Linked DNA regions of Mus musculus: regions 1, 2, 3, 5, 6 and 7 are each linked to region 4. Evidence: chromatin loops called from intact Hi-C (ENCODE). Cell type or tissue: heart. All regions are shown on one strand. Each heading gives the region's core, and the rest is flanking DNA. Links, peaks and the distances in the headings are about the cores only. Region 1 holds the start of Dlc1 (deleted in liver cancer 1). Region 2 has its middle 94 kb from the start of Trmt9b. Region 3 overlaps 5430403N17Rik (RIKEN cDNA 5430403N17 gene). Region 4 has its middle 38 kb from the start of G630064G18Rik. Region 5 overlaps Dlc1 (deleted in liver cancer 1). Region 6 overlaps Dlc1 (deleted in liver cancer 1). Region 7 has its middle 74 kb from the start of Trmt9b.

Region 1 (4,549 bases), core at 278-4,277, 110 kb after region 4:
CATCGCCATACTCAACTATTTTTAGGTGGGTTCTGGATTTTGCACTCAGAACCTTGAATCACTCAATGTGGTAAGCACTTTAGTGACTGGGATATCTCTGCAAAAAAGAAAAAAATTATTATTGGCATGGTCTTTCTATGAAGACTAAGCTAAACTTGTACTCCTGTCTCCCAAGAGCTGGGGTTCCAGACCTTTGTCCCCATGGCAAGCCCTGCTAGTATGTTTATGTTAGAATCATCTCATGTTTCAGCTTGTGCATGGCTTAAACCTGTTTTTCCTATTTGACTTTTGTCTAAATTGTGTTTTCTGAGCTATGTCAGTTGTCCAGTGAAAAAAGATGCAGTAGCTCTAACATCATACTTGGTCAAGTTATCACCTACACGGTGTTGTCAAGGAAAAGTAAAAGATGGCCATTATGATACTGGAAGACCTGCATGCATTTGTAGAAATTAAGACCACCTGAGAATATATATAAACAATGAAAAACCACTTAGCGTTCAGATAAGAGGACAGCTGTTGAGACATGCAGGCTTAATTTCTCCTGCATCTCATTATGTGGTTTTATACTTATTTCTTACTTGGATATTGGAATTATTCTTAAATTTTATATTATTGACAAGCTAAAATTGTACAACCCTCACACAGAGTCAATAATTAGATTCATCGAATTCCTAATCATTTTTTAAAGGACTAGTTAAGTCACCTAGAGCTATAGAATGAACTCTTTTAATGTAACTAAAATGAAAGGGAACGATTACTGAGTAGTTTCAACCAAATAAGATAAATGGACAGATGTTGTTTCCCGTTTCTCTGGTGTAAACAAGGAAGCTATCCCACTGGCCTGGCCACAAACCTACATGTCCCAAGGCCACTGTCCGTCTTACCCTTGCACTTTCCCTGAGGGAGAACTCTGGGTCATAAAAGAGACTCTGTATGAATTCTTTCCAGAAATGATTTGAGCTCTGCATTTGTGACATCTTATTATAAGACAAGCTAACATCTATTATTAATTGATGCACTAATTAAAGCCATATTCGCAGTTTCCATTAGCTTATTCCCTAAATTCTCCAGAGTTGGCTGTCTGGTTTTAATCAAAACCAAATGGTAGTCCTAGCTCCCAGGCCGGAGCAGCTAGGAGGAAGTCACGCAGTGGAGGCACAAAAGCAGAAAAGATAAACAGATGAGAGTTCACAAGCTGTCTGGGGAAGGAGGCATACACTCTGCTAGCCACTTTAGAGATGTGATTGAGAGACTCGGCCATGCTGGAGGAAGCATCGCAAGTGTTTTATGTCAGCAGGACTTCTAACTTGATCAAGATGGAGTCTGCCTTCTCCAGCCTTTCCAGCCTTTGCAGCCGTGGTTGTCTGTAACTGGAGGATCCCTTACTGGAGGTAAGGAGGCTTCACGTGCTGTAACACAAACCACTGTGTTCTGTTCAGAATTCTGGGGATGAGAGAGAGAGAAGAAAATTCTCTGTTTCCTCGATTCTCGGAATTTTACTTACAGATTTTTTTTCCTTCCCCAAGTCCAGGATTTAAATTTTGAAGTTATTTTTTAAGGTTCTAAACTTTAGAAGAATTACGGTATTAAAAGGCTCAGACTTCATCTGTCTTAGAAAACTTTTGAAATGAGAATTAGGAGAAGTGTTCTCCATTTAACACAGTAGAAAGTAACACTGTGCAGAGGGGAGAGCTGCACTCTCTTCCTTCCTTGTTTTCCACGAGCCCTGTGGGATAGGAAGGACTCTAGGACTTTCTGACGCTAACTAATCATCTCAAGAGCTTTGACAAACTCACTTTGGTTCTGTGTAAAATCAGAGCTTCAACGCCCAGGCGGCTCTGCTCAGCCCCTCCCCTCCGGCTTCGTGCAGGCTTTCTCACATGCAAACTTCTCGGAGGCAGGAAATACTTTGCAGGCAATCTGGGCCTGCTGGTGGAGGCCCCTCTCTCGCAAAACATCAGTCTGCATTTAGAGGACAGAAGTCACTAGGAACGCCTTGACAGGATCCGGCGTTAGCTGAGGCTCTCTCCAGCTGCAGAGGGGGTTTTTTGTTAGAATCACACACTGCGTTAAGGAGAACTGCTCAGAATAGAGCCGTGACCTCAGCCAGCAATGTGAACTTAGATTTTTTGGAGCCGCTAACCGGGACAGACTCCTCTCCTAGCCTGGCTGGAATAGCATCATGCCTTGGCGGTAACAGCAACTCCTGGTCCAGGTAAGAGGCTGCTGCTGCGACTGTCATGTAGGAGACAGAGCTGGAAAACCTTGCCATCTTCAGCCAGCTGTTGACTGCTTTCAGAGCTGAGCCCTGAAAAGCAGAAGGGGGAAAACTGTGTAGTCAGTAGACAGCGGGGAGTCAAAATCTTTTGAGCAAAATGTCATTTCTAAAATATGTTCCACGTAGCTCGAGTCTCTTTCCCCATGCAGAAATGTTTTCTTCTGATTTCTTTTTATTCTTAACTTACTGACCAATCCATCTGTAACGCGCCGCTGCTGATAGGTGTAGCATATCTGGGGGCCAATGAATCTTCTCAGATTGAAGTGTGAAACTTTAGAAACTCCTTTCTCCTCTCTGTTTTCCCAACAAAAAGAGGACATAACATTATAACGTTTTTTCTTAGTAATGTGCTTTCAAACAATAATCAGCGTCTTACTGAAAACTCTGAAAATCAAATTCTCTAGTATTTCCAGCTAGTTTCAGTCACTTACCCTGTTACTAACACACAACGTAAATTGTTATTTTAAGAGAAGTAATGACATACAAGTTTACAGGTTATTTCTGTCTCTGCACATTTAATTTCAGTTTGGGAACATAAGTGTCAGAATCGGGTTTTGTTAACATTAAACTTGGATTCGCCGCTCAGATCTCATGTTGTATGAACACTCCGTGTTGCTGAAGCAAATCTGTACAATCACATCAGTCATGGGAGAATCTAGCTGACCATTCATTCGTATTTTCTGTCATCGTCAAGTCAAATAGTCACCATGCTTCAGCCTTCTAAATTGTCTTAATGGTTAAATGTGTGGTCCCGGAGTAAATAAATGTAGCAATGGCTGATATAACCCAGAGTTACAATAACAAAGATGATGTTATATTTAGAAGGAAATTATTTTTGGAAAATTGTATGGAATAGTATGCAAAGATATTATGCCTATCTCCAAATCTGTGAACCAAACACAAAATGCAGTAAGTGAAGGATGGATAACAGGTTTGCCAGTAGGATCATAAGAAACCAATAAGGATGTTAATCATAAACTTCTATAAAGGACAAGATGACCATTTGGTGTGTTAGCTAATAGAATTTTTAATTTCTAGCCTAGAGTGATTTATATTGATGCTTTGATGTTGTTGCTAACAATTTAAACTTTGTTAAGCTTTTAAAAATGAGAAAAAGCAGATTTTACTATGTAGGAAGTGAAATTCTGTGGCTTTAGGAGAGCAATTGCCTACTATGTGCAATATAGTCTGAAATATTTTACAAAACGACCAAGTAGAATTTTCCTTTCAGGGAAAGAAAGAGCATTAAAATATCACTCTCTGGTGTTGTCAGGGATCACCAATGAGGAAGCTAAAGAATAGCATTCAAAAGTGTACTGTCCAAGGTCACACAGCTGGCTAGGACACTAGATGACAAGGGAACCATAGTCCCCTGCCTCATGTGTTATGGGCTTTGTACCACAGACCTTACTCTCAAACAATAACTATGCACAACAAAGTATCATTGTGTCCACCTACAGGAGGCCAACTTTCAAAAAGGAAATTAGAATTCTCCTTCTCTGAAAAGAAAATCAACCTTTCTGATTAACACCGTTTTCTCAATGGCTAAGATTTCTTAAAAGGATTCATTAGGCTCTCATCTCAGACTTTAAAGTAGTTGCTTTTTTTTTTTAATGACTATTTTGCTAAATCTTATTCTCATGTCAAGCCAGCCAACCTATATGCTATAATGAGTCATTTAAATAACTCATTTAAAACCAGTGTGTCTTTCAAGAAAATGACCTAATGAGGAACTTGCCCCTTTCATAACCTTATACTCAACTGGCACAGTAAAAACGTTATCCCTACCAATGACCTTCAGGTGTAATTTTAAGACCCTCACTTATAATTGCCTCAAGACTCTCAACAATCTCTCTATTATCTCAGTTAGATATTTCTGCCCCCTATTTCCAATTCTAAGAGCCAAGAGGCTCCATAAGAAAATGCAAGTGTGTGCATTCTACATTTTTTTCCACCTTTAGTCCACACATATACTCTATGGTCTCAATAATATTCTCTAGTACAGTGGTTCTCAACCTTCCTAATGCTGGGACCCTTTAAGAGTTTCTCATGTTGTGATGACTCCCAGCCATAAAATTAATTTGTTTCTACTTCATAACTGTAATTTTGCCACAGTTATAACTACTAATACAAATATCTAATATGAAAGAGATTTGGAAATAGGCATACTATCTTTGTATACTATTCCATACAATTTTCCAAAAATATGACCCCACTTCCAAAGGGGTCACGCCCCACAGGTTGAGAACACATGCTCTAGTCACATACTAG
Region 2 (4,549 bases), core at 271-4,270, 700 kb after region 4:
GACCTTCCAGAGACCTCATCCTTAAAGAAAATGATGTTTCCCCAGAAGCCAAGCTGTCTATAGTTAGGGGTGGGGGTTCTGAGCCCACCCCCTTCACGGTGGAATGATGACTGGCTTGATCTTGGGCGGGTCTTATGCTGAAATTATTTAACCTCACATGTATTTCCTTGTAATAGGGAGTAGTATCCTCCAGGACTGTTGCTAAGGCGCACTTTTGGGGAAGTATTGATTTAATGGACATACAGAAGTCTCATAGGAACAAAATTCACACAAGTGAGTTCCTTCCAGGGCCTATATTTTATATGGTTGGCGTGCTGAAAACTCAGTTAATAGAAATCCTGAGGAGATAGCTAAAAGCTCAGTTGGTGGGCATGAGAGAATGAATTTGATGTTCAGAACCCACTTGAAAAGTTAGGTGGGATGGTTGTATACTGACAACCCCGGCACGAGGCAGGCAGAGACAGGAGGATTGCTGGGTCTTGCTGGCAAGCCAACCTAGCACAGCTAGCCCCAGGTCCCGGTAAGAGACTATCTCTCAAATAAACGAAGCAGTGCCTCCTGAGGCTTGACTTCTGGTCTCCACATGTACACACATGTACCTGCACATACATGAATGCACATGTGTGTGTGTGAAAGCACAACTGAAATGCATGTACTCTGCTCCCTTGATTTGGGGTAACATTTACTTAATGACTAGTTCATTTTGTATGTTAGGTGTAAAAGCAAATGTGCCCCAACACACGTACACGTACACGTACACACACACACAGAGTTAATAGAACAATGTATGAGATGATATCTTGACCTCTATTACATACATGAGTGGTTATGTTACATAACATGTAGTTCTGAATGGCCCTGAGGTTATGAACTATTCTTGATAGCAGAGTTCAGTATCACTTTCCTGATACTAATCTCAAACAGAAAGTGGACCAAAATGTTCATGATGCCTTAGGAAATGCATACTGTCAGTTCCAGGACCGAGTCTTTGACAGAATGCATTGGATTTTCTTAGTGGATTTTCCACAACTGAAACAATGAATCTGATTTCTCATGCAGCCTGCCATCTGTTTAAGACCTACGAGACAAATCTTTCTCTCTGCAAAAAAAAATGCTAGGCTGAACAATCATACCAAGTAAGGAAGACACACACAATGTAGAATCCTTTGTGGGGACTCTGAGATGAATGAGTTCTTCTGAATGCTGTCAAATTGCAGTGAATCCCATTGCAAACTTCACCAGCTCCATTCTAGAGACAAATGTGCCAGGAGCTTAACTTTAAAAGAAGCTTACAAACTTTTAATAGCCTGCCACCAGAGGCAGCTGGATCTGAATCAAAGCTGACTTTCCAGTTTGCATTAACTCCTGGGCCAGCTCCTGGATGACACGCAACTAAAATTTGTCTTGAACACGTCTTCTCACTTCCCACGAAATAACTCAGTATTTTATACCTGCCAGCTTTTTCAGAAAGTACCTAATATTGAATCAGTGAGTCACAGCACATGGTAATATCATTCCATAAATAAAGGCAATCTGGAAGTAAGGCTGCGTCGGATACTTACTAAAAAAAAAAAAAAAAACCAACATAGAGAAACAGAAATGTGCCTGAAAATGCATAGACCACAGGGACCACCTGACCTAGATATCACAGAGAGAGAAGGCTCATGTAGAGAACGCTTAGTTCACAATAGCAGCACGTGGCCGATAAGTGGGGATCAATTAAGATATCTGATGGGTTGGCTGTGCTTCAGCCTGTGTGACAAGATCAACTTCCACCTAGGAAGAGCAGACCCACGATCAGACAAGCAACCACTTCATCCTGGCAGCTGGAGTCCATATCAAAGTGGCCCCTGGGTGGGGTAGCATTAAAGAGGCAGCCAGTCACGGAGGCAGGATCCCCACCAGAAAGATGAAGATTGATGAGGTCATCACATGAGGGTTGGCAGCAAGGGGTCCAGGTTGGCAAATTGAGGGGGAGACTCAGAGAAGTCCTTTCTGGAACCCATAAGAGGAGAATCTCTAAATAGTCTGAGAAATAAGTGGGAGAAGTTTTGGGGGGTTGGGGAGTGTCAGGTTCTTAGCAATTAGCCACTGCGTGGGAGTGTTGAGCTCACAAAAGTGCCAGGCTGGTTAGAGACTGCCTGGAGAGGGCATTTCTGTGTTCGATGCCCAAGCTGATGGAGTCCTTTAAAAACTAAACGCTATGCAACAAAAAGTGTTGGCTATATTGGTCACATTGACTGTTATCTGTTTTATTTAGCACCCCCACCCCACCCCAAACACACATTTTCTGGAACAAAGATCCAGTCTTCTGAAAGATAATGTATGGCAAACACAGTATGGTACCCAGAGGTCACTGGGAGTAGTGAACATACAGACTTGTCCCTAAGAGCAAACCGATGAGACATCTGCGTACGCAGGAGTCTGATTTGAACAGTGTGAATGCTTGTCAGAAGTTGCTTGTGGGGAGCTCTACAAATATTTAAAAATAAAGCCAACAAGTTCTAGATGAGAAATCGCGGGCCCATATGTCTGAGGGCAGGAACTCGCACATTGAACTCTGGCAGAACCATTCGCTTGCACAAAAGGCCACCATAACCTTGCCCAGAAAACACTGACGCGAGGAAATCTGCCCAGCAACTGCCTGCTTAACCTTGGACTGATGCCACTATTGTTATTGATCCTCCTTACCAAGGGTAATTGCTTCAAAACAACTTATGTAAGCCTTTCCATTTTGCCTTAAAAGCCCTCGTCTCTCTTTGTATCCCTAACTCTGTACATCGTTTATTATGGCACACAACTCCCGGAAATGATAGCTTTATTGTTTTGGGTGAATCTTCCTTCATTTGTTACTTTAGGTTGACGATAGCAACAGAAGCATTTATTTCATAATGGGGCGCTTCAAATGCCGCCTGTGCATTTAACATTAGACAACTGCAATGTGTGACTTTTAGGTGTTCAGCTAGCTGCGTGATTCTGAACTATTTATGAGTGAAATAATTAGGATTCTGATATTTGAGTCGATATAAGAATTGTTCAGAATAGACTGAGCAGGTGTGTTCGTTAGCTTTCTACCACTGTAATAATGCACAAGGTATTCATCTTAGACAGGAAAAGGTCTATGCTGCCTCAGAGTTTTAGGGGGTCTAATCAGGCAGACTAGCTGTTTCCGGGTTTCCAGTGAGAATTCCCGTGACAGTGGTAGGGAGCATGGGACACAGCTGCTCCGCTTATTACATGAAGGCAGAGTGAGAAGAGAGTCAGGGTTCTGTGATCCCCTGTAGAGTGGTCTCCCAATGACCTAAGGATACCTTCCTTAGGTTCCGTTTTTTTTTTAAGAGTTCTCCACCTAATAGTACCTTCTTGGGGACTAAATATGCAAACCATGGGTCTTTGGAGGACATTAGAGAGTATGCACAACAAAACAATGCTGCCACAAGATAACGGCTGGAAGAGTTTGATAATACTATTTTCTGTACATCTGTGAATGTTAATTATTTTCACAATTATGAACAGGAATGAAAGTACGAATCATTGACGTTTCCCCCTGGAAACAGAGCAAAAGAGGCTGTTTTCTCCCACACTGCTCTGCTCACAGTGGCCAACAGCCCTCTTCTCTACAGAAAAGTAGTTTCCCCACTAGAGTAGACGTGTCTATTGTGAATGGGAGGCATCCTGTAGGCAGGAGAGACTGTGGATGGGAAATAAGGGTAGGGTGATTACACAAACCCACAGAGGTGTTACACACCAATGGGAGGCTGTTGTTACACACCAATGGGAGGCTGTTGGTCATATAGGTAGCATCCACTTGTTTACATGGAGAAATGTATATGTACGTATATATGATCATAGAAATGATGTATTGCATTTAATATATTTAACAAGTGTTGGTACTGCATTTAAATGTGTATTCCATCTGGGCTTTATTTTAGAGCAGGGAAGAAGTATATAATTTCCTTCCCCAAATCATGAGCCTGTCACATTGACTGAACAAGTCACAGTTTGCCCCACAGCGCGGTAAGTCATGCTAATCGAATCCCACCTCCTAAGGTCTGCTCAGCCTAGTCGATTCTTTGGGTCTGCATATTTTAGCACCTATGTCACTGTGCAAACGATGCTGGCATGGAATGTGATACAGAAATCGGAAAGTTCAACTTCCCTCTTATAAAAATCATTTCAGTTTCGTTTGCATTTTAAATTCCTTCCTACTACTTTGCATTTTCAGATAAAATCTAAAATAACCTTGCCAACTTTCTTACCGAATGAATTTTAAATTATACTTTTATTACATTCATATATTCTTTAGGTGGGATTTAAAGAACCCTGAACATGCGAATGGGTTTTCTGAAAATTACACTTTATGTATTATAAAAATCCTCTATCAGAGAATATAAAATGCATGGTACATTTGATTTTCTTTTAAGAAGCTAAGATCCTACCTTCTAAAATTCTTAGTTCTTTGCTTAATGTTTCTTCTAGAATATATCAAGGTAAGTCTTTACTTCCAGGATTTTGGGCAATGTAGATCCTGAACACATAACTGTCTTTG
Region 3 (4,549 bases), core at 173-4,172, 1.2 Mb after region 4:
AAGGAGTTTCAGTGGAGTTACCCTACAATAGGGAGGCCAATCCCTATCCCAGATCTGGGATCGAACAAGATGTCAAATAAAAAGCTCAGGGCTAGGTTTCGGTTCCTTCCTTTTGAGTTATTGATCAGTACAGTCCCATAGGCTCTTCCCTACAATAGACATTACAGGGTAGTGCCAAAGGTCAGGGCTACCCTCCAGAAAACCTGAGTGTCAGACCCTGTTGCCGAAGCCACCAGCTACTTGAGCCACAGGACCTGGAGAAATCAGGTTGGTACCAACCTGGAGGTTTTGTCTCTACTTAATAGCTTTCACAGTACTGGAAGGCTCTGTGTATGCTATGTGAGGAGCAATGTGTTCAATACTTACCCAGCTGTAAGTCCTACGAGCTGCTGAGTTATCAATATATGCTCACCAGTGCAATACTTGCACAAATGTTATGGGAGCAACCAACCATTTTCTGGTTGGGTTGAAAGCCCTGTTCCACAGAATGGAACCCATGGCTGGTACTGTTAACTGGGCCAAGATTCGGTAGGTGGGTCATAAACTCTGAGGAAGAACCTATTCTTCTTACTCTGCTAAGTAGACAGAGTATGAAGTCTCCCTGCTAGGGACCTAACCTTATACCCATAGGCTTGTGCATCTCTCGTCCCTCCCTCATCCTGATGCTTTCTTTCTGCAGTAGATGGCTACTTAACAGAGATGCACGACTGGTCAACATATAGAAAAATAAAGGACTATGGAAAGCTCAGCCCTAAATGGAACATCTGTGTCACGCCCTGTGCTCCCAAGACTTATGACTCATCGTGGAAGAAGGGGCAGAATGACTGAGAGCCAGAGGTAGTGGACATCTGGCAAAACGTTGTTCTCCAGATATGACAAGGCTGTAACACACAGGCTTCAGCAGCTGTGAGTGCACGGGAAATACTAGCACAAGATCAAACCAGACTGGATCCCACAAGGAATGTGTTTGGTTTGGTGCTTATGAAGTGGGGTGGGGATGGAGGGAAGTTGATCAGGACGGAGGGGGAAGGAGAGGGGAGAGAGGAGGAAGAGGGAGAGGGGGGAGGGACAGGGGCAGGGACAGGCAATTTTCTTTAGTGATGCAGCTGTCAAAAAGCTACCCATGCTCCAGTATATAACCCTACACCCTCACATATACTGACAGCATTAAATGGACTCAGTGAGTTTTAACAAACAGACAAACAAAGCACCAATGTGTGGGTTGGGAAAGTAGTAGTAGAGGTGGGTTGGGGAAGGATTGGAGGGAAGGGAAAGTGGGTGAGGATTTGTCAAAATACATATACATGCATGGAATTCTCAAGCAGCAACAACAACAACAACCAAAGTTTAGAGAAAATAAAAAGCATCACAAAAAGAAACACCAGTAAGAGCCTTAAGAGCTCCTCCTCCATGTCACTGCATCTCCCACCTGAACCCCACAGCACGATGCACAAATCCCTTACTGTAGAGTAGCCAGGGGCACCAGGCCTTAAAGAAATGGGCCAGAGAAAAGTGCATCACTGACAACCCAGAGATGCTAGCCTCCTCTGTGGACCACTGATAGATATACAAGCCTCCACTGTGGACAGCTAAGAGATATGCTAGCCTCCTCTGTGGACCACTCATTGATACCCTAGCTAGCCTCCTGTATGGGGGTCTTGATGAGCACCACAGCCGGCTCCTGGAAAGCTCAGGCTCCCATGAAGTTCTGGACTTTGGAATGCCTGAAGGTTAGGGTCAGAGAAATATAAGGACTTGGGACAAGCCAGTAGCCTTCCGCGTTTCATTTTACTGGTGACAATAATGTAAATATCTGAATCTGCCTCATTTAGCTCTACACCCATTTGAAGTATCGGCTTTTTATGGTTCTCCAAATTATAATGCTATAACTTGGAACAGTATAGAGAAAGAGGCCCTGTATATGGCCTAAGTTCCTGTCCGAATTGTTTCCACTGTCTTCTCATGTGACCAACTCTCTGATTTGCTGCCATGCAGGATATGAGCTGTTCCTATGAGACCTCTGGGCCAGGCCTAAGGCAGTTCCTCAGAAAACATTCTCTAAAATCCTTTCTCAGGAGCTTCTCAGAGGCTTGGCTATCTGGTAGATGGGTCAGAACAGATGCAAGGCATGTTTTCCTTTCTTGTTCTGTCTCAGAAAAACAGACAAAAAGCCTTTTATAAGAACATATGCCCTCCTTGAACATTTCTTTTTAAGTAAATACTCTATGAGGTGGTGTTCTTAAAGCAGAGCTATGGTTAAGTGGCTATACTTAATAAATTCTAATTGCTCAAGTGCTTGCAACCCTGGGCAGCAAATAGAGAAATTGGCATAATTGCGATTATAATTTCCATCAGTGGTTATAATGCAATTATCCCCGAGTAATGCTCTATGCTGGAAAGATGCTGTTAGAATCTCTGTAAGAAATGAGGACTGTGTGCCCTCCCACCAGGGCTCACATCATGCACAGAGACAGTCTAGCCATGGGCTTCCATCTTCAGCCTCCTAGGACCTCATTTGCCTGTCAGTCAGAGACTGCGGGATCATTTGAAATGCATGCAAGGATATATTGCATGAAGAACTGCATCTGCCCAGGAGAGAGCACCGGGAACAGATTTTTACCTTTGTCAGAAATGAACACACAGAGACAGAAAATACAAACGATATGAGACAAGAATCTTAATGAAATGGTCACTATAACAGAGATGAGAAGCAGATGAGATGAGACTAGGCTCTGTCCTGAAAGAGAAACCCAGGCAGAGGTGGGTGGACTCCCTACGACACGGAAATGGAAATGAGAGTCTAAAAGACCAGGCAGTTTCTGGAAAAAGACACTCAGAGAAGAGACGGGTGCGCAGACAGGACCATGGAGATGTGAAGAGTTCCCGTGCACCAGATGAGTCTTCAAGCATGTGAGGATTCTGCACAAGCTCTGAGAGGATTAGGTTAGATAACAGCAGCCATTGCTCATCAGGAATCAAGAAGGCTATCTCCACTCCCAACTAGTCTATCTGGAAAAAAAAATCAAAAATTTCAGGGGGCACAGTACAAATAATACCCATAGAATACATTACTCAGTAGGGGTAAATAATCTACCCCAGACCAAATATTGCTCCAGGAAGATAAACCTCACAACACTATACCTGAGAGCCCTGTACAGCGCTACATTGTGACTTACACCCTTGGCTTTTAATTATCCTACTCTGAGCCTTCTTCTTGCTTGGAGTTGCTAGGTTTATTTTGGTGTCCTGTCTTGACTTGCCTTCTGATATTTTACCTCACAGAGATCTCAAATTGCTAAATATATGTTTACTTCATCTGGGAGATAGATAGAACTCTACCACAGGCCCAAATTCTGCCCCTTGGGTAGAGTGCTGCGTAGTCATCTCTCCCTGAGTGTGAGCAAGATTTGTGACTATGATGCCATATCACATTATGATTTTTTTTTTTATGGCAGAGGAGAATTTGAAGATGCAATTAAGAGTCCTACTGAGTTAACCTTAAGTTAATCAATAGAAAGACTATTCTAGATGAACCTGACGTAATCAGATGAACGCTTTAAGTTATGTTAGAGAAATTTGAAGCTAGACAGACTCGCTGAATCTCACAAAAGTCAGCTCTGGCTGCCATCTTGACTCAAATTCATTTAAGGCCAAGCTCAAGAACCAGCTGGGCCTTGCCTGGACTTCCGACTTACAGAACCGTACATGAGCAATGGTGATGCCTAAGTATCTATGTCTGTAGCAATTTGTCACATTGCAAAATCTAATGTACTTAATTAACATATTAAATGCAATAAATGAAATGATATTTTAAGTATTCAAGTATTAAACATTAGATTTTACCCTATTATTTATTCTAAAATATTTTAAATAAATACACTACAGAAAATGTTTTAGATGACTAAAATAAGTCTAGTGTCATTCATCCTACCTGGAACCACGTGTTAGAAAAGACGGTCCAGAGCTAGGGACGGTGATCTACACCTGTGATTCCAGTGAGGAAGGAGCTAAGACAGGAGCAGTAAAAGTTAAATGCTAGCTTGGGTCATATAGCAAAACTTAAAAAAATAAGAAGGGAGGGAGGGAGGGGGTTGGGGGGAGGGAGGAAGGAAGGGGAGTCAGCTAGTCAGCTTGGGTACTTCATATCTATGCAAATGCTATTCAAAAGGTTTAATTATAACTCAATGTATTTTCTTTCCTTTCCCTTTTTTTTTCTTTTCTCTTGGGGTGGGGGTGGGGGGATAGACAGGTTTGTAAAGGAACAGCCACAACTGCCAGGCTACTCTGTATTTTCTAACAAAGCTTTTTATTGGGTTTCTCTTCTTCCTCTGAATCTCTAATGTAGTAGTCCAACAATCCAACAATGTCTTAAAGTTTCAAACCAACCTACATCAATTCTTCAACCTCATTGAACCCTATAACCCGTATGTGCAGAATTGCAAATGCTTCGTCACATCTAATCCCTTTCTTTGTCCAGTTGACTTGCTCTCATCTTGCTATATTTTCCCATTATTCATCTCCACAAGAATCATTCAACAGGGACACAAAA
Region 4 (4,549 bases), core at 186-4,185:
GCCAGCAACACAACTTGGAATCCAACATTTTCAGAGCAACATCAACCTAAACGTGAGCTGGTTCAACACCCCTCTACCCTGCTAGACATTTAATAATACTGATACACAATAGTAGAATTCCCGTGATCAGGGGGTCCTTACAACCCAGCTCGTGGCTGTCTATTTATTTAGCACTATGTTACTGTGTTTTATATGTCTACAATTTTCAAAATTTTGCAAGGGTTAAAGGCATTTCGATTATGACCAGCTAGTATAAAGTTGACCACGAGATGGCGCTGTTTCATAGGCCAAGCCGCTGAGAAGGCTCTAGTATCTTCTGAAGTGTGTTAGACAAGCTGGCTACTGAAATCTTAATTCATGTCAGTAACAACTGCACTAGTCAGTGCAGTGATAGGATACTTGTTCATGTTCACATAAATTTTAATGGAGTCCTCGTGGAGACATTTCTCGTGTCTAGAGTCTTTTCTAAGATCCTCACGGTATATGAAGCTGCACTCCACTTAAGGGGGCATCTAAGTTGGAATGGCGTCTGATGTCACATGTGAGTATCCAAGTTCTTTAAATTTACTGCCAAAGTGAAGTGAAATTAAATAACTGTCTAGAAAAAGATCATTGGACATGCTGCATGGAGTTGCTGTGATTATGAAATCGTGTAACAAATGTAAACACTGACCCCAAAACACTTTAAAAAATAAATACATAAATACACACTCTCATAAATACACATTCTTACATGCTAATGCGTTGGAAATACATCTCAATTTCACGCTGACTTGTATTTATTCTGTTAAAATATGTTTGCATAACCATTTATGTAAAGCATTTTAAACAAAAATCATTTCTTCAGATCATCATATTAAGAGAATTTTATATCATATTTAGGGTATTACCAAGAATTAGTATTACATTTAGTTAAGTACCTGCCATATTCGAAGTGCTTAAGAAATGACAGTGAACAGAATAGAGGGCAATGTCTAACCTGAGGAAAATCAGACAATGTCCATCTCTTTTAATACACACAGAGAGAGAGAGAGAAAGAGAGAGAGAGAGAGAGAGAGAGAGAGAGAGAGAGAGAGAGAGAGAGAGAGAGAGAGAGAGAGAGAGAGAGAGAGAATGAAGGCTGCTTGCACTGGGGATGTGATGTGGGGGTTGAGTACTCATCTAAAATGTCTGAATCTCCGGGTCTATCTCTAGTATCCCCCAAAAGTAAACAAACAAAAAGGGCTTCTTACCAAAGAAAGACAGCCTTGCTCTAATCAAAGAAAATAACTTGTACAAGGACAAAACAAACCAAGGTCTTCACTGTGTGACTATGTAATGCTGGGAAAACGGAGGGAGGAAAGGTGGAAATGGGCAAAAGCAGAACCATGTAGGGCATTATGACTCTCCGTTAAAGCAGCTCGGTTTTAAGCTGAAGCATGACGTCATTGTATTATTCCGTGTTTGTTTCACACACATAAACATGATGTAAACAATAAGTGATGGGCTGAGTTGCTCAGTTATGTTGCTTAATAATTTCCAAACTAGAGCATGTTTATAAACCATGGCCCTTATACTATCTGAAGGCTTAAGAATAAACATTCAAAATCCTGTGGTTTCAAAAAATTTCAAAGAGTTGCTTATAAGGGAATAATCTTCAGACCACACTGAAAACACTGAAATTACTTCCCAATGGCATTGAGATCCCTGTCAGGGTGCACATTTTCTTCAGTCTCAAATGGAGGAACTGTTCTCTAAGTGTGTGCATTTCCGTCCAGAAGGTGGCGCTGTTGCTCTGAGGCTTTGGTTCAACCATCCTGAAGGAGGATGGAGTCATGTGCCCATCACTAATGGTGTGCAGGAGGTATGTCTTTTTCTTCTGAGTCCTGAGAAAGCTGGAAAGGTTGCTTCTCTTCCTCCCTTTCTTTCACTGAAAATCATGTGCGATGTGACAGGTTCCTCTTCCTAAACTACCAGGTAAAAGAAAATGCCCTCCCACCTAAGACATTCCTGAGAGCTGTTCCCTCACGTTCCTGCCCCTGCACACTGCTCTCTCCACTCCCAGCTGGGTGCTAGGCACGCTCACTGAGGCATTGCTTCGGGCCTTCCCAGCTGCGTTCTGAATTCATCCCACAGAGCCCCTCTGTATCCAGTCCTACTTTTCAGGTGAAGGATGAAGGTTAGAGATGAAAGAGAACTTCTATTTTACTGACAATTTTCCCTGTAGGTGTAGAAAGATTTCCCTACTCCGTATTCATTCACCTTAAAAGGCTTTCATGCAGATTAGAGACCAAAGGTCCTTTGTCCCAATGGCCTTCTTCCTTGGCACAGAGCAAGTGGTAAATCTTGACTAGTGAACAACTAGGGGGGGTGTGGACTTGAGGGTAGAAGTCTGGCTTATGTCCCCCAAACTTGCCAAGGTCCTCAAACAGTAGGAAGTAGGAAGTGTAGAGTTGTTGATAACTGAGATGGGCATTCTCTTACTGGTCAAAAAAACGGTTCTGATCAAGCAAACCAGGCCATGATCAATATTTGTAAGAGCGTGGGAAAGGCTGCTGAAATGTGAAGTTCTGAAGATCCCAGGCATTTGACAGCACCCCGGGTTGCTTCAGAGAATTTGTCTGAATGCTTACAGTGGGGATTTAGACCAGCAGTGCCGTTTACCTTTAAAAGTCGTGTTAGTTTCCCTCCTATCTGTGGAAAGATGCCCTTCCTGATTTCAAGAAGACCTGTCCTACTTAACAAAGTAGCACTTCCCAATGCTGACCCACTATGTGCAAAGAAGAGATTAACTGGAGAGAAAACAGTCAAGGACAACAGGAGAGAATCATTAAGATGGGAAAATATAAAGCTCGTATTAGTAACGAGATAGTAAGAGCGTTGAGAAGGCTCTGCTGTTAGAATCTCCATCAATACTACATGGAATATGTCCGGTACAACATAGGAGCTGAAGAGATGAATATCCTATTGATGAATGGGTTGATGGAAGGCCTTTATAGAGTAAACTACTAAGTCCAAGTTAAATCTCTGTTTCTGAACTTGGCAGGGAGATGGAGATAAAGTATTCCAATTCATCTGATGACCTTTGTGCAAAGACTTGGACAAGCACAGATTTTCTTCCAGTATCCTATTCTTTTTAACAATGGGTCTTAAAGAATATCTTTGCTATGATGGGGAAATAAGAGCCGAGTATTGAGAACTTAAGGAAGAAAGCAGATGGAGCAAGTAGGCTACTGGGAACCAGAGTCCTGAGAACCAAGCCAGAAAATGAGGGAAGAAATCTAAATTATCCTAAAGAATCCTCAAAGCTAAGTTATCCTCAAAATGATGGGGAGGGAGGAAGAAGTTTTGAAGACAATAGAAAAGAAACGTTAGATGCTGTGTTACTTTGCTTTCTATTACAGTTAATAAAACCCTGACCAAAACCAACTTTGGGAGAAAATGTTTTATTTCCACTTACAACTCTCAGATTCCCCCCCCCCATCACAGAAGGAAGCTATAGGAAGAATTCATAACTAGAACCTGAAAGCAGGAGACCATGAAGGAATGCTGCTTTCTGGCTTGATTCCCAGGATCTCATTCAGCTAGCTACCCCTCTTATACCTCTAGGAACACTTGCCCAGGGATGGTGCTGTCCACAGTGGGCTGAGTCTTCCCACACTAATCATTAATCAAGAAAATGCCTTGTAGTCTACCCTACATCACAACTTGATGAGGTCAGCTTCTCAATCAAGGGTCCAGCTGCTCAAATGACTCTAGTTTGAGTTGACTTTAAATAAAAAATGAAATAACCAGCACAATCGGACATTAGATGAACATCTCAATGCCTGTCCTGCACTCACCTTCTCGAAGCTAGCTTGTGTGTGTTATCATCTATGCACACATCCTGTCTTCCTCACCTCTCCTTGGTACAGCTACACAATGGCATGGTAAACAAATTCCCCAGGATAGCTACAGGATATTTTGATGAAGAGCATCTTTCAGAAGAAAGACATGCCTTTACAACTACTTAAAATCACATTGGAGTAGACAAAAACCACTATCATTGAATAATTAGAAAACAGACAATAGTCTTGGCTTTCAAAACTCTAAACTGGTTAGTTTCACTGTGTGGTGTTATCAGTCTCAATGAATTTTAAAAAGAAAGACAGCTTGCAAATGTAGTGTGTATGTGGCAGAATAGGTTAGAGATATTTTGATCTTGTGGCTAATAGTGAACTTGCGGAGTTATTGGCAAAACTGACAGGCCATTTTGGATGTATATCAAAGTCAATAGTGTTGTTATGGTGTATTTATTTAATGTACTTTTTATCTAACTTGAGTTGGATTTTCTATGAATTCAGATGTTGGTACTGCCACTATTAGATCCACTCAGCAAATACTATAGCTGAAGATATCTTCAATTTATATTTGTCCAGAGAGTTATTGGATTGGCAATATCAGATATGTTGCCTCTCTAAGCATACTAAGAAAAAGCAAGTTGACCTAACCAATAAGGTCAATAGGGAATGCTTGCTTCCTTCATTCTACAATACATAGTTTTAGTTACTTTGAAATTTTTTCCAGGTTC
Region 5 (4,549 bases), core at 244-4,243, 160 kb after region 4:
GGGGTTATTACTTCTCCCGAGTCAAATAAAAGAAATAAACATAGCATGTGACTCCTGCTGGTGAGCTCAGTTGTGCATATGAACCTGTACTGTCATATAGTACAGGACATGATCCTGCACACAAAAGCAAATGTAGTTGAAAAGAAATAAAACCCAGGCAGTGGACAGGAAGTGCAGAGCGCCGTAACATTAAATAACTTACTATAGATGGAAGAGCCAAATCTGGACATAAATATAAAGACGAAGACAAGCTTTCCAACTTCCATCTGTGTTGTGTGCATTGATCCGTGTGCTTATTTAGAAGCGTTGAAGATTTCAGTCAATGGCTAGGTCATTCCTGGAAGCACCTTGAGTTTTGTATGGAGAGCCTTGATAATGATTGGTGGAAGAGGTTTCTCTCAGAGGAATGTGGTAGAAAATGTGCCCGGTGCTTGAGAGGTCTTGGACTTCATTGTTTGCAATGCAAAGCAAAGCAAAGCAACAAAGTGAAAGGAGAAAACAAACAAACAAAAAAAGCAAACAAAAAACAAACAAACAAACACCACAGGGTTTAGTGTGAGAACTGAGTTCTATCCTCTCTTATGGTCAACTTCTTCCAGGCCACTCCTCCCTTCTTATGCCACTGTCACTTGCCCTCTTAGAGGCTCCTGTATAAACTTAGAGATAGTATAGGGTTGTTAGCCATTTACATGGTAAATAATCACAGACACTAGAGACTGAATTTTAATATTCTGATTAAAAAAAAAACAAAAACAAAAAACAAAAGTGGAAGCTTCGCTATAAAGTCTAGAAGCATCCATCAGGAAGGTCTGGTATCGCCAAAGAGGGGATCACTAGTGGACAATTTTACCAGCATTCCCCACCCTGGTTATACTTTCTTGAAGGTGGCCTTGAGTGACTAACAAAAGGCACCGCTGGTTACACATAATAAACATCTGCATTACACTAAGAGGGATAAGTGTGTGTAGGTCCAGACTCTTTCAAAACTAGTACATTTACTACCTCAGTTTATGGCTTTATTTTATGTATCACTGCATATGACACACACACATATATATAATGTATATAATATGTATGTGTGTATATATAATCACAAAAAGAAAAGGAACAGAGATTAAAAAGTAACTATAAAATGTCCAAGGATCCCTTAAATTTTTAGGAAGCTGTGGATACCTTAAGAATACTTAGTCTAAAAATTTTACTACTACAAAAATAAACAAAATACCCCTCATTTATCTGAGAAGACATAACCTTCCCTCTTTCATTTTTTAATTGTATTTATTTTTAAATTTTTATTTACATCTGATGCTACCGCCTCTCAAGGACCCTCACCTTCTCCCCCATCCCCCGTCCTCTTCTAGACACAAAACCTCCTTATTCCCTGTCTTCAAGGGCTGCCATTTCATTTATTAGTTGTCATAGCAATCATTTAAAAATTTGGAAGTGAAAGAAAATAGATAAACTTCGATCTGAAAGACCTAATGCTGTGTTAACTTGGTTCGCTTGTTCCCACATTTGTTCATTAATTCAAAGAATGTTTCCCTCCATAGACTGTTCTGAATGCTAGGGATATGAGCAGAAAGAATTTTAAAAAAAAGTAAAAATAAATAAAAACTCCAAAACTGACCACCTGCTCTCACAAAGTAGGTTCTTCTGAAGGAGGTGGGTACTGTAGAAACATCTGGAAGTAGGACAGCTGGATACATCAAGGCAAGGAAGGGAAGTGGGATATGATGTTCAAAGTGGGGCCTGAGGAAGAGACCCTGAAAAGGTGACACTGAAGGAATGACTTTATTGAGGGAAAGAGTGTGATTCCTAGGTGGGGGTGAGAGGAAGGAACTGAAGGAAAGGCCATCCAGAGACTGCACCACCTGGGGATCCATCCCATATACAGTCACCAAAACCAGACACTATTGTGGATGCCAAGAAGTGCTTGCTGACAGAAGCCTGATACAGCTGTCTCCTGGGAAGCCCTGCCAGAGCCTTACTTAATACAGAGTCAGATGCTTGCAGCCAACCATTGGACTGAGCACAGGGTCCCCAATGGAGGAGATAGACAAAGGACTGAAGGCTCTGAAGGGGTTTGCAACCCCCATAGGAAGAACAACAATATCAACCAGACAGATACCACCCCCCAGAACACCCAGGGACTAAACCACCAACCAAGGAGTACCTGTGGCTCCAGCTGCATGTGTAGCAGAGGATGGCCTTGTCATGCATCAATGGGAAGAGAGGTCCTTGGTCCTATGAAGGTTCAATAGATGCCCCAGTGTAAGGGCCGGGAGGTGGGGGTGGGTGAGTGGGTGGAGGAACACTCTCATAGAAGCAGGAGAAGGGGGATAGAATAGGGAGTTTCTAGGAGAGGGAACCAGGAAAGGGGGTAACATTTAAAATGTAAATAAAGAAAATATCCAATAAAATATAATAATAACAACAACAACAATAATAATAATAAATAATGAAACTGGAATTCCAAGATCTGCAGCAACAGAGCTTAAGATAGGAACGGCGAAGCAGGGTGACTCAACCAGAGTAAGGGACAGGAGTGTGACAAATGAGAGGCTGGCAGGACTCTGAGGGGCTCAGAATATCCTTAGCTCTTATCCTAAATGTCCTGGAGGCCCTTGGCAAGTTTGTGGAATGGGGAACTCTAAGAGCACAATCATGTATGCTCTGGACAGCACATGTATAAAATGTATACTGCGTACATTTGTGAGTCTCATGTACAACCATCTATTATCTCCTCCAAAGGCAATATTTTCATTCTGGTTGTATTTGTTTATCATATTTGCTTTTATAAGTAAAGAAGCCACAAGGAATTATTTATAGACAAAGGTTCCACTTCAAACTAAGAAACCTAGGTTCTGGTATCTAATAGGTTCTCACATATTTTCTGTGAGCATGTCATGATCTCTCAGCCATTCAACAAATCATTGGCATAAGTCTTCCATGGACTATGCACTTGCAATGTGGGCATTCAGTAGTGCACAGAAGAAACTACTGAAATTCCCAGAATTCAGAGGAGCTACAGCCATACTGTCTGCTTGCAGACAACCGAGCCTTTAGAACCTTTTATCTGTAGCAAGTTGTCCCAGCCCCTACGCATCCTACAAGTTTTAACAAACTTTTTTTAACACGTCTATATATTAAAGACCCATCAGACAGTTTTGTTTAAAACTTTAACTCTTTTATTTGTAATAGTGCTGAAGTTTGAGCACTACTCTTTTGCTTCTCAGGAGAGAGAGAGAGAGAGAGAGAGAGAGAGAGAGAGTAATATGTGTGAGAGTATATGTATGTATAAAAAAATGCGCTATTCAAATATGTTTTTGCAAATGAAATATAGTACTTTAGCAAAACAGTAACCTTTTGTCTGAATAGATGTTTTAGCCACCAAAATCTGAATTTTTCTTTCTCAGCTTCTTTGCTTTCTCATATTACACGCTCCTTTGCCTTACAGGATTTTTTTTTAATGCTCATAAAACTATGACCTTGTGTAAATTTCCCAGGAGACATGATTCTCAGCATTTTGTTGGATAAACATTTGGGTTTTTTTTTTTTTGTAACTACATGAACAAGCCAAACTGCACGTAGTCCAAAAAAATAATTCTGACTTTTTCATCACTCCCTTTATAAAAATAAAATAAAACAAAATAAATTTTAAAAATCCGAATCAAGGAATCCTAGAGCAGAGGTTGTGAAAGTATTTTAGTTTTATCTTTTGACCAGGAGAAACACTTTAAGCTTAGCACTTTTATTTTAGAAGTTTACACAGCATGTTCTCATTTGGGGGGGAGGGGTATTGAGGAAATGGTCATTAATAAGACAATCATGTTTTACAGTCTCAGGATGTATTTATTTGCTTCAATAGCATAAACCGGGAACTCATATATCTTAAGATCTCTTTAATGAGGCATCGTTACTACATTAAACTTTAGTGATTCTGCAGTGGTAACTAAGGAGACCATGGTGTGGTTTCAAATTATAAGTAATTAAATAAAAAGAAAACCCAGCCAGACTAGTGGCATTTCTACAAATTCCTTTGGGGATAGTCATTCGATCTCCTGTGACAGATCACTTCCTCGGGCCAGACAAATGAATTGGTTGTCCAGTTCAGACTCAGTAAAAATAATAGAGGAGAATATCCCAACCCATCCACCCTGTTATAATTGTCATCTGAGAAATTTGTCTTTTGTAATTTTGTGATTACAAACATTTGAATTTCATCATTACTATGAACAAAGACTGAATACTTAGAAAGGATGTGTTTTTCTCCTATACTTTTTGACCTTTAACTCTTCAGAGCCCAGAGAGGTGATTCGGTGGGTACAGTGCTTGATCGACAAGCATCAGGGTCTGAGTCTGGATCCCCATGTAGAAGCCAGGTGCAGCCAAACATCTGTAATCCAGTGTTGCTACCGAGAGGGGAAGCAGAGCAGAGTGAATCCCTGGAAGTTAAAGGGCCAGCTAGCACAGCTGCTTAGCCAATCATCTTGACTTTAGACAAAGCAAAGGCCAGGACTGACTTGCATATAACTATGCTTTGGCCCAT
Region 6 (4,549 bases), core at 238-4,237, 360 kb after region 4:
AAAGCACTTGCCACACAAGCACAAGAACTTTAAGCCCTCACTTAAAAGCTGGGATTGTAGCACACAGCTTCAATTCTAATTCTGGGAATGTAAAGACGAAGAGATTCTTGAAGCTTGCTGGTCAGTCTAGGAAATCAGTAACTCCGGGTTCAATAAGAGACCCTGTCTCAAGACATAAGAGAGATACCAGCATCCAACAGACCTAGCCTTCTCTCCAAGCTGCTAAGTGAAGCTTCATTTTTGCAGGGGAAAGCAGTCACTGGATAGGTGATTAACTAGTCATAGTGCTGAGAATAAGGGATTGAATGTTTGACCCTAAACGGGGCATCTATATTAATCTTTCAACAACCAACACTCACAGAACATCGTAGAAGAGGAGGCACAAAGAGTGTAAGAGACAAAGGGTAGGGAAGGGTGTTATATAATCCATCTTCTGGATACGACGTGGCTATCACACTCGTGAACCCACAGCATTGTGCTGACCAGCATAAGACCTACACATGATCATGCCAGCTACAGTTCTAGCACAGATGGAATAGATAGTCTCTTGGTCCCACCCCTTACCAAGAAGCAATTGACAGTGAATAATTGCTTAAGGAAGAAGGCTGATTCCTTTTGAGGATGTAGATTTCCTTTGTTCCAATGAATGGCCCCATGCCTGTGCATATATGGGCAATGTTAACTGGACTTCATGGATACCCCATTCCCCTGCTCCTCACAAAACAAAGACATGAGATCGGAAGGGACGAATCTTGGAAGGATGCTGGGGGGAATTTGTGGGGAGGGAATGTAAGAGAGTATTTAATTCCTTTTTTTTTTTATTTTTGCTATGACAAAATACCATGGCCAACTTATTTTGACTCACAGTTCTAAGAGGGAATATTCCCCAATAGTGAGAGACACATGGCAGCCGGTAGCCACGTTAGGAAGCTGAATGGTAATTCTTCATCTCACCCAAGGAGCAGAGAGGCTGCACTGGAAGTGGGGCCAAACCTACAACTCTCGGAGCCTACCTCCAGTGATGTAGTTCCACCACACCTCCTAAATAAAAGAGTTCATAACTTCCCCAAACAGCAATTCCCACTGGGGACCAAGTGTTCCCATACTTAGACCTATCGGGGTGATCCTGTTCATCCAGACTACCTCAAGGTGTAGAGATGAACATATTCCATCATATATATATGTATAAAAATTGTCAAAACAAGGGGGGAAGTTGACATAAAGTAGAGAGCAATTTCCTAACACACCTGACATTAACTGCCAGCTTCAGCATGCAGCACATGATCTTTACACAGGCCCATACCCACACACCAAGGACTAAAAAAATTAAAGGTAATGTTTTGCGGTCATTCTTTACGGCATCCACTTTTTCACCTTTGAGTCTATCGACAGCCCCCTCCTTTCTTCTAAATGCCCCGTGGTTGAGAGGGAATGCCAAGAAGACAAAAGAAAGCCCCTTCCAGCTAGCTGCTCACACACACACACACACACACACACACACACACACACACACACACACACACAGCCAGCACATCTCATGGAGGGGAAACTTCCATAGGAGGTCAACGTTTTTCCCCTTAGAGTCTCCATAAAGGGCTGTAATGAAAGGAGTCTTCCCACTGGTGCTCCCAGGTGTCTACTGTGCATTTGCAGATTAGGACGATTGATGTTTAGAGCTTCACTGCGGCCACTCAGATGCCTCTCCAGCCGGCTGAGGCTGAGGGGATGCGCTGCTGTTTATCTCTGGCACCAGGACAAGCATGACAGAAATGCAAACTCCTCGGCTTTCCCCCTGAGCTCTGCTTTCTCTCTCGATTGACTTCAAGTCACCTTGTCCCTTGAAGGCTAGAGAGCTCAGCATGGCCTGAGACTACATATGGAAAATTTACCCTCTCAGAGTTTCTGCCTACATGTGTGTGTGTGTGTGTGTCTGTCTGTCTGTCTGTGTGTGTCTGTGTGTGTCTGTGTGTGTCTATGTGTGTGTCTGTGTGTGTTTTTGTGTGTGTCTTTGTGTGTGTGTGTGTGTATGTGTGTGTGTGTGAGAGAGAGAGAGAGAGAGACAGAGAGAGAGAGACTGTCCATCTATCCATCTGTCCGTCTGTCTTGGCTGATTGCCATTGGTTGCCTAGAGCATGGTTGAATATTGGCCTGGATCCTAGATTCACCCCTTGAATGTAGTAAGATACTGAAGCAGGCTGCTCCGAGGTTACAGTACTACTGCCTATCCCTGTGAACTTGGTTGGCAGTTATGTGCCTGGGATCTGATGGAGGGGAAGGAATCACAGACTTGAGTCGCATCTTTTTTCACTAGGGCCACCATATCTGATATAGCTTACCATGCCCTCTCCATTTAGTGACCCTGGTACTCTCTTGAATCCCCACACATTACAGAGCAGTTCCTATCTTTAGCCCTTTAGTGATAAAGCACCTGTATTCTATTCGCTCTTCTTCACCCCCCTCTTCTCTGACAAGCCAATACTTTGCATTATGTAATTCCCTTTTTATTGTTGGACGGTTTCCTTCCATGTGCACCCAGCAACTACTTCTGCAGTTGTTTCTTCAAAATAAACAGCAGCTACAGCCTGTTCCTTGCTCTTCTTTATGGACTGGAGAGAAGAAACCCGCTATCCCAGGTATATATGCTCAAAACTCTCTTACCCAGTGTCTTTTTATATGAAGCAAGAAAGAAGAAAACCAAGTAATTGTGATCCAAAACCTGTCTTCCAAACCAAGCTATGTTGCTTAATTTGTTTTACTGTTCCGACTAGACCTAGAGCCCTAAAGCCAAAGATGGGCCTTCTTTATACCTGTACCTCATAGAAGCTGGCAGAACGAACAAGGTACACACAGTAGGCTCAGCCAATGTTGGCTCAGCTTCTGGACATTTCAAGGAAACCCACAGCCTCCTGGAAGCACACTTTAATGCATATGTATGCATCATATAAAAGGAATGATTTTTATATGAGCTTCCAGGAAAATAAACTGATCTCCCCTGCTCACTGTGCAACCTAGGGAACATTGGACAGGATCTGCCCTGCCTGTGGGCTCCCAGCCCTAAGATTCTTGAGAGTTGATATCTAGCCTATCCTCAGATCTCCAAGTCCCAGAGCAGGAGCTAATGCTGATGATGGCTACTAGTCAGACCTTATTCCTAGACTCCTGCTAAGCCGTACAGAATCGTCCTGTAAGTCAGAAGAATGCCCACTCTTTTAATAGCACCCATCCTACAAGATAGCTGGACATTTGACACATTAATCAAAGCCATCTCTTCTTTATGGACTGGAGAGTAGGAGGAGCACATATGTATTGCAGTGTGCCTCCAGGAGGGTGTGGATTTATTTACCATAGAACAACCAGGAGCTGAGCCAACATTGGCTGAGCCTACAGTGCACACTGCTTTCTGCCAGATTCTGTGGAGTTCAAGTATAAAGAAGGCCCATCTTTGGCTTTAGGGCACAAGGTCTAGTTGGAAGACCAAAACAAATTAGGCAACATAGCTGAATTTGGTAGACAGGTTTTGAATATGCTGTCAGTTGGTTTTCTCCTTTCTTGCTTCATATAAAAAGGCATTGGGTAAGAGAGTTTTGAGACTATCTACCTGAGGTTGTAGGTTTCTTCCCTCCAGTCCATAAAGGAGAGATGGCTTTGATTAATGTCCTGCTGTCTTGTAGGATGGGTGCTGCAAAAAGAGGGCATGTTCTTCTGATTTGCAGGATGATTTTATATGGCTTAGCAGGAGTCCAGGAATAAGGTCTGACTAGTAACCATCATCAGGACTAGTTAACTGAACTGATACCTACTGGCTTTTATATTAGCTGAGTCTATACTGAGACTTTTAAGGATTTCCTTAACATAATAAATTTCTAGTCTATCAGCACACATGCAAGTATTAGCATACACATACAAGAAATTTTATTGGGATATGTGTGTGTGTGTCAAAGATATCTACCAATAATTATGAATATTTACTCCAAAAAATGTCAGAATGGTGCTTTTGTTCCTTCCTTCCTTCCTCCCTCCCTACTTCCCTCCCTGCCTCCCTCCCTACTTCCCTCCCTCCCTCCCTCCCTCCCTTCCTTCTCTCCTTCCCTCATTCCCCCTCCTTCCCTTCTCTTCCTCCTCTCTTTCCCTCCTCTGCTCTTCCAATATTGTCTTTGTTTCTTCCTACATATGTATTACATTAGTGCTGTTTTAAAAACAGTTGGGAACAGTTGGGCACAGCCCAGACAGGGAAACAAGACCCCTTGTGCTCTGCTCCAGAGATACTGTAATTATTTCTCTGCAGGGCACTCAGAAGCCCAGCAGTGGGAAAGCCTTTGGTCTCCTGCCTCCTCCCCTTCAGCATTGGGCTTGGTTTCTCCCCACACTTACTGCTGGTCCTTAGAAAGGAAGAGGGTGAAAAAAGGAAGAGGGAAATGATATAAGCTCTTGTAGGTGAAATAGATTTATATAACCATTTAAGGTTGGAACTGAAAAGGAGCCTATAGCCCCCTGAACCATCAACCCCATTGCTTTCACAGGGAATATTTAAACCTGGAAATCTTAAGTG
Region 7 (4,549 bases), core at 206-4,205, 530 kb after region 4:
GGCCTTATCTGAAGTTTTAAGCACTCTTTAGGGTCTTGGAATGGAATGTATCTTTCCCCATAAAAGGCAATGGACTGCTTTATTAATAATCTACCTTAGAAATGTCTGTGAAATGTCTAGATATTTTTGTTGTCTTTGTTTAAAGAAACAAGGTCTCAAGTGACCTAGCTGACTTTGAACTTTCCACGTAGCAGAAGACAACTTGAACTCTCGAGCCTCCTGTCTCGTCCCCTCAAGGGCTGGCTGGGTCTCTAGGCCTGGTTTGTAATTTTCACCTTTTAAGAATACAGTGGGTTCTGAGATGGTAATGTATGTGTGTCTCAAAAGACCTGAATGCAAATGAGGCACCAGGTTCTTTTTTTCTTCTTCTCTTGAGACCAAGCCCCTGCCATTGAGACAAAGTGAACATTAAATGGGGGATAGGGGAGTGGGGGTGGGGGGATTGGGGTGGGAATAGCTTAAGGCTTACTTACAGAAATGATCCTTTGCTTTCCTAATGCTGTGACCCTTTTAATACAGTCCCTCATGTTGTGGTGACCCCAACCTTAAAATTATTTTTATTGCTACTCCATAACCATAATTTTGCTATTGCTATGAATGTTAATATAGATATCTGATATACAGGATATATAATATGTGACCCACAGGCTGAGAACAGCTAGTTTATGGGTCCCCTATGCCATAAACCACAGACTCTTAATTTCCTCACTGAAAAGGAGATATTCTGTGAGGCAATAGCTAACCCACTCCATTTTCATGTAAGAAACTCAAAACAGGCCACACCACCTTGTCCTATCCCAAGGCTTATTATGTAGGGGTAGCTACTAGGAGAGGTCCCTTCAAAATGTATTAGATGATAATTCAAAATATTAAGAGCAGTCGATATTGAATGGGGCTCTGAGCGGAGTTAATTCAAACGACTGCCATAAAAGGCTGTTTCCCTGGGCTGGCTAAGACAGTGATGTCACAGTTACCAAATTTCCTGCACGGTCAACAGGCCTCCCTTTAAACTTCTTGGATTCGGTCCTCTTCCTTAGGAAAAGATCACTGGTTAGCCTTTTTACTCCTTTGTGGTTGTATCCTGGCATTCTTTGTGAATATGGGGCAGATGTGTTAAATAGGGGCCAACAGCTGGAGTCAGGCTTCCTCTGTGAAGGCCCGCGGCAGGGCTCGGTTCCAGGCTGCCCTTTGATATGTTATCTGGGGCAGCAGTGACCAGGCACCGCCGAGGTTTCCAACGGCTTCCTTCAATTTCCTGTATTGTTATGATGGTGGATGTGTGTGCACACGGACACGTGTGTGCAGAGGAGAGAGGAGGCAAGGGGCGGCTTCTGCATGCATTTCATGAGTCTCTGCGAAAGGTTTTCAGCTAGACACGCGCGCCTAATGGAAAAAAAAAAAAAAAAGACACCAGTTAGCCGCAGCGAGGGTTCCTCACGTGGCTGCCACTAATTACCCGAGTGGATTTGGGCAAGGTAGTTCATCTTCAGGCTCAGGTCTGTTTCTGTCTGAGTCTCCTCCCGGCTCAGATTCTCTGGCTTCTGCTCAAAGGTTCACTTTCTGCTCCCCTGGGTTTGCTGTTCTGAAATCCTCGGTTCCCTCCCGTATGATCTGACACCGTGCGAGTCCATGTGTTCTTAGCCTTTGTATTCCCTTTAGTTAATTCTCTATTATCCTCTTGCATTTCCGTGCTTGGAGACCGTCTCCTCCGCGAGCCTTTATTACCCAGGCCCCATTGTCGCTACACAAATATTACAAATGTCAGGGCTTTATCTGCCAAGAAAGGCCACAATGTGTTTGCTTCCTGTTTTGTCCCTGGAGCTTCTAGAGTTTGGAGATTGGGTTTCGTCCTGACAAAGGTTGACCAGAGTCGCTGGGCTGCCTGTCACTTATCCAGCTCTGTTCTGTTCTTATTACATTCAATTAGGTTTAAGTGTGCACCCGTGGCATTTTTAATTCATCTGTGTCTTTATCCGAGTAGGAACATTTAAAATAGAACCAAATAGGAAACTTGTTTGACAGCCTTTGATTGTCCCACCCTGACGGCTTCCTGGGGGTTCTCCGCAAGCGGGTTTAGCGCCATCTAGCGACTCAATGGAAAGCTAAAGCTTTCCTGATTAACAGGTATTTGAAATTTTGCTGGCTGAAACAGGCCAACATCTGGGGAAGCCTTGAACTTAGCTCTCCTAATCTCTAGGAGTGTCGAGATTTATTTATTTATTACAAACCCCAACGATGTTTTGTGACCTACAGAATCTCCGGATTCTCCACGAAAAGCAAAGATTTCTCAGTGTTGTGTTTTAGATCAGAGTCATATTTGGATTCTAATTTTTCTTTCTTTCTTTCTTTTTCTTCATGTTTTTTAAAATTTACTTTTTACTTAGTCACTTTACATCCCGCTCACTGCCCTCCTCTTGGTCACACCCCCTCCCAACCCTCCGCCCCCCACCCCCCAATCTTCTCTGAGCTGGTGGGGGCCTGCCTAGATATTCCCCTACTCTGGCACTTCAAGTCTCTTCGAGACTAGGCGCTTCACTTCCACTGGGGCCAGACAAGGCAGTCTGGCTAGGAGAACGTATCCCAGGTACTTGCAACAGCTTTGGGATAGTCCCCACTCCAGTTGTTCGGGACCCACATAAAGACCCACAGCTGTACATCTGCTATATATGTGCAGGGAGGCCTAGGTCCAGCCCGTGTATGTCCTTTGGTTGGTAGTTCAGTCTCTGAGAGGCCTAAGGGTCCAGGTTAGTTGACTCTGTTGGTCTTCCTGTGAAGTTTCCATCCCCTTAGGGGCTTGCAATCCTTCTTCCTATTCTTCCATGAGAGTCCCCAAGTTCCATCCATTGCTGGTGTCTGCATCTGCGTGAGTCAGTTGGTGGGTGGAGCCTCTCAGAGGACACTTATATTAGAATCCTGTCTACAAGCATAACAGAGTATCATTAATAGTGTCAGGGATTGGTGCTTATCTTAGTACACTGGAGCTGACACTCCAGAAGAGGGCATCAGATCTCATTACAGATGGTTGTGAGCCATCATGTGGTTGCTGGGATTTGAACCTAGAACCTTTGGAAGAGCAGTAGTCAGTGTGTTCTTAACCGCTGAGCCATTTCTCTAGCTCGGATTGGTGCTTATCTATGGGGTGGGTCTCAAGCTGGGCTGGTTGTCGGTTGGCCATTCCCTCAGCCTCTGCTCCATCCCCAGCCCCTGCATTTCTTGTAGACAGGACTTATCCTTGGGTCAAAAGCTTTGTGGGTAGATTGCTGTTCCTGTCGCTCCACCGGGGTTCTGTTCTGTTTCTAATTTTTCAGGGTGATTTTTGTGTTCTTAGTATAGGATGCTGTTGGTAATTACGCTCCTGTGTAAGAACATGGTGGTTGTTTACTTTCTGATCAGCCTCAATTTTTCTGTTTGCTTTTTCTGTTTCTTAGGTGTAAATATTTCCAAGAAACCTTCTCAATCTTTATAAAACCTTCTGCCAGCCCCAGTATGATTTATGATACCAACAGTACACTTTTCAGCTATGTGTGACTTTCCGTTTTCCAAGAGGTCACTGTGTCCTGGTGTAAACACACAGGGTTGTTGTCGCTTACTGGGCATTGGGATGTTTTTGATAGGGCTTTATAATTTGGCCATATTTAACTTTTTTTTTTTTTTGGTTTTTTCGAGACAGGGTTTCTCTGTGTAGCCCTGGCTGTCCTGGCACTCACTTTGTAGACCAGGCTGGCCTCGAACTCAGAAATCCACCTGCCTCTGCCTCCAGAGTGCTGGGATTAAAGGCGTGCGCCACCACGCCCGGCTCATATTTAACTTTTTATTTAATATTTTAAAACCTTTAGGCTCATAAAACTCCATGAGATGAATACTATGATAATTTACTCTCCCCTTCGTGTTTACAATTTGGAAAAGAAGATAACAGAAAACAAAGTTGGCATAGGCTAATGGTGTTGGATTAATCAGAACACCATGTACAGTGTAGGGGGCCTTTGTAGTTGATCACATTTTACAAACCAAAGTGGAAGGGATTCAAGCTGCAGGAGGGGGCATATCTGTCTGTCTGTCTGTCTGTCTGTCTGTCTGTCTGTCATGTGCTCAGAAAGCTGCTGGAAAGTATTAGGAAAGTTGTTGTTATTTATTATTATTATTATTATTATTATTATTATTATTATTTCTATTGCTACTACTACAACTACATTTTTGGTCTGGACTGATAGCTTTATCAATAAATCGCCTACCACACAAAGATAAAGACCTGAGTTCAATTCTCCAGAGGCCACATTAAAAGCCGTGTGTGGTGGTGCATGCATTAAAAGCCATATGTGGTAGCCTAGGCATTAAAAGCCATGTGTGATGGCCAGTGCATTACAAATCTTAGTGCTGGGTAGCAGAAAACCTGAATGCGTTGCTGAATGCGTTGACTATATGCCATATGTATGAGCATCGTATGCCTCCTTGGTACCCATAGAGGTCAGAGAGGTTATCTGATCCTCTGGAACTGGAGTTATAGGTACTGTGAGCTGCCTCGTAGATGCGGGGAACCGAACCCTGTTCC

The links. Peaks named below come from ENCODE experiments on the same cell type or tissue, not always from the same donor. Only the 100,000 strongest peaks of a DNase experiment are listed, where the experiment ranks them.
Region 1: a loop joins it to region 4, with 3.0 times the contacts of the local background. A loop is called at or near these places in 6 of 42 quality-filtered maps.
Region 2: a loop joins it to region 4, with 7 times the contacts of the local background. A loop is called at or near these places in 23 of 42 quality-filtered maps.
Region 3: it touches region 4 in a loop (4-fold over the local background); 3 of 42 quality-filtered maps call a loop at or near these places.
Region 5: a loop joins it to region 4, with 2.9 times the contacts of the local background. A loop is called at or near these places in 2 of 42 quality-filtered maps.
Region 6: a loop joins it to region 4, with 2.9 times the contacts of the local background. A loop is called at or near these places in 4 of 42 quality-filtered maps.
Region 7: a loop joins it to region 4, with 6 times the contacts of the local background. A loop is called at or near these places in 31 of 42 quality-filtered maps.

Annotation. Positions count from the first base shown.
Region 1 is chr8:36,949,787-36,954,335 of GRCm38, reverse strand. It overlaps Dlc1 (deleted in liver cancer 1), which reads left to right and starts at 1,894. Exons shown (of 18, transcript NM_001194940.2): 1 at 1,894-2,215. In heart, for the core only: no CTCF peak of the experiment used is centred there; DNase peaks (open chromatin) are centred at 1,165 and 1,875; H3K4me3 peaks cover 3,099 bases; H3K27ac peaks cover 2,630 bases.
Region 2 is chr8:36,361,568-36,366,116 of GRCm38, reverse strand. No RefSeq gene overlaps it. Among named protein-coding and RNA genes, the nearest start is that of Trmt9b, 94 kb to the left of the region's middle. In heart, for the core only: no CTCF peak of the experiment used is centred there; a DNase peak (open chromatin) is centred at 2,616.
Region 3 is chr8:35,867,543-35,872,091 of GRCm38, reverse strand. It overlaps 5430403N17Rik (RIKEN cDNA 5430403N17 gene), which reads left to right. Exons shown (of 3, transcript NR_046181.1): 2 at 680-906. Among named protein-coding and RNA genes, the nearest start is that of 5430403N17Rik, 13 kb to the left of the region's middle. In heart, for the core only: no CTCF peak of the experiment used is centred there; a DNase peak (open chromatin) is centred at 1,981.
Region 4 is chr8:37,059,716-37,064,264 of GRCm38, reverse strand. No RefSeq gene overlaps it. Among named protein-coding and RNA genes, the nearest start is that of G630064G18Rik, 38 kb to the right of the region's middle. In heart, for the core only: CTCF peaks have their summits at 262 (motif pointing right) and 1,758 (motif pointing right); no DNase peak of the experiment used is centred there.
Region 5 is chr8:36,898,697-36,903,245 of GRCm38, reverse strand. The region is part of intron 2 of Dlc1 (deleted in liver cancer 1); the gene reads left to right. Among named protein-coding and RNA genes, the nearest start is that of Dlc1, 51 kb to the left of the region's middle. In heart, for the core only: no CTCF peak of the experiment used is centred there; a DNase peak (open chromatin) is centred at 1,985.
Region 6 is chr8:36,695,154-36,699,702 of GRCm38, reverse strand. All of the region lies in intron 5 of Dlc1 (deleted in liver cancer 1), which reads left to right. Among named protein-coding and RNA genes, the nearest start is that of Trmt9b, 240 kb to the right of the region's middle. In heart, for the core only: no CTCF peak of the experiment used is centred there; no DNase peak of the experiment used is centred there; H3K27ac peaks cover 1,149 bases.
Region 7 is chr8:36,530,236-36,534,784 of GRCm38, reverse strand. No RefSeq gene overlaps it. Among named protein-coding and RNA genes, the nearest start is that of Trmt9b, 74 kb to the right of the region's middle. In heart, for the core only: a CTCF peak has its summit at 2,086 (motif pointing left); DNase peaks (open chromatin) are centred at 1,114 and 1,674; H3K4me3 peaks cover 1,355 bases; H3K27ac peaks cover 2,239 bases.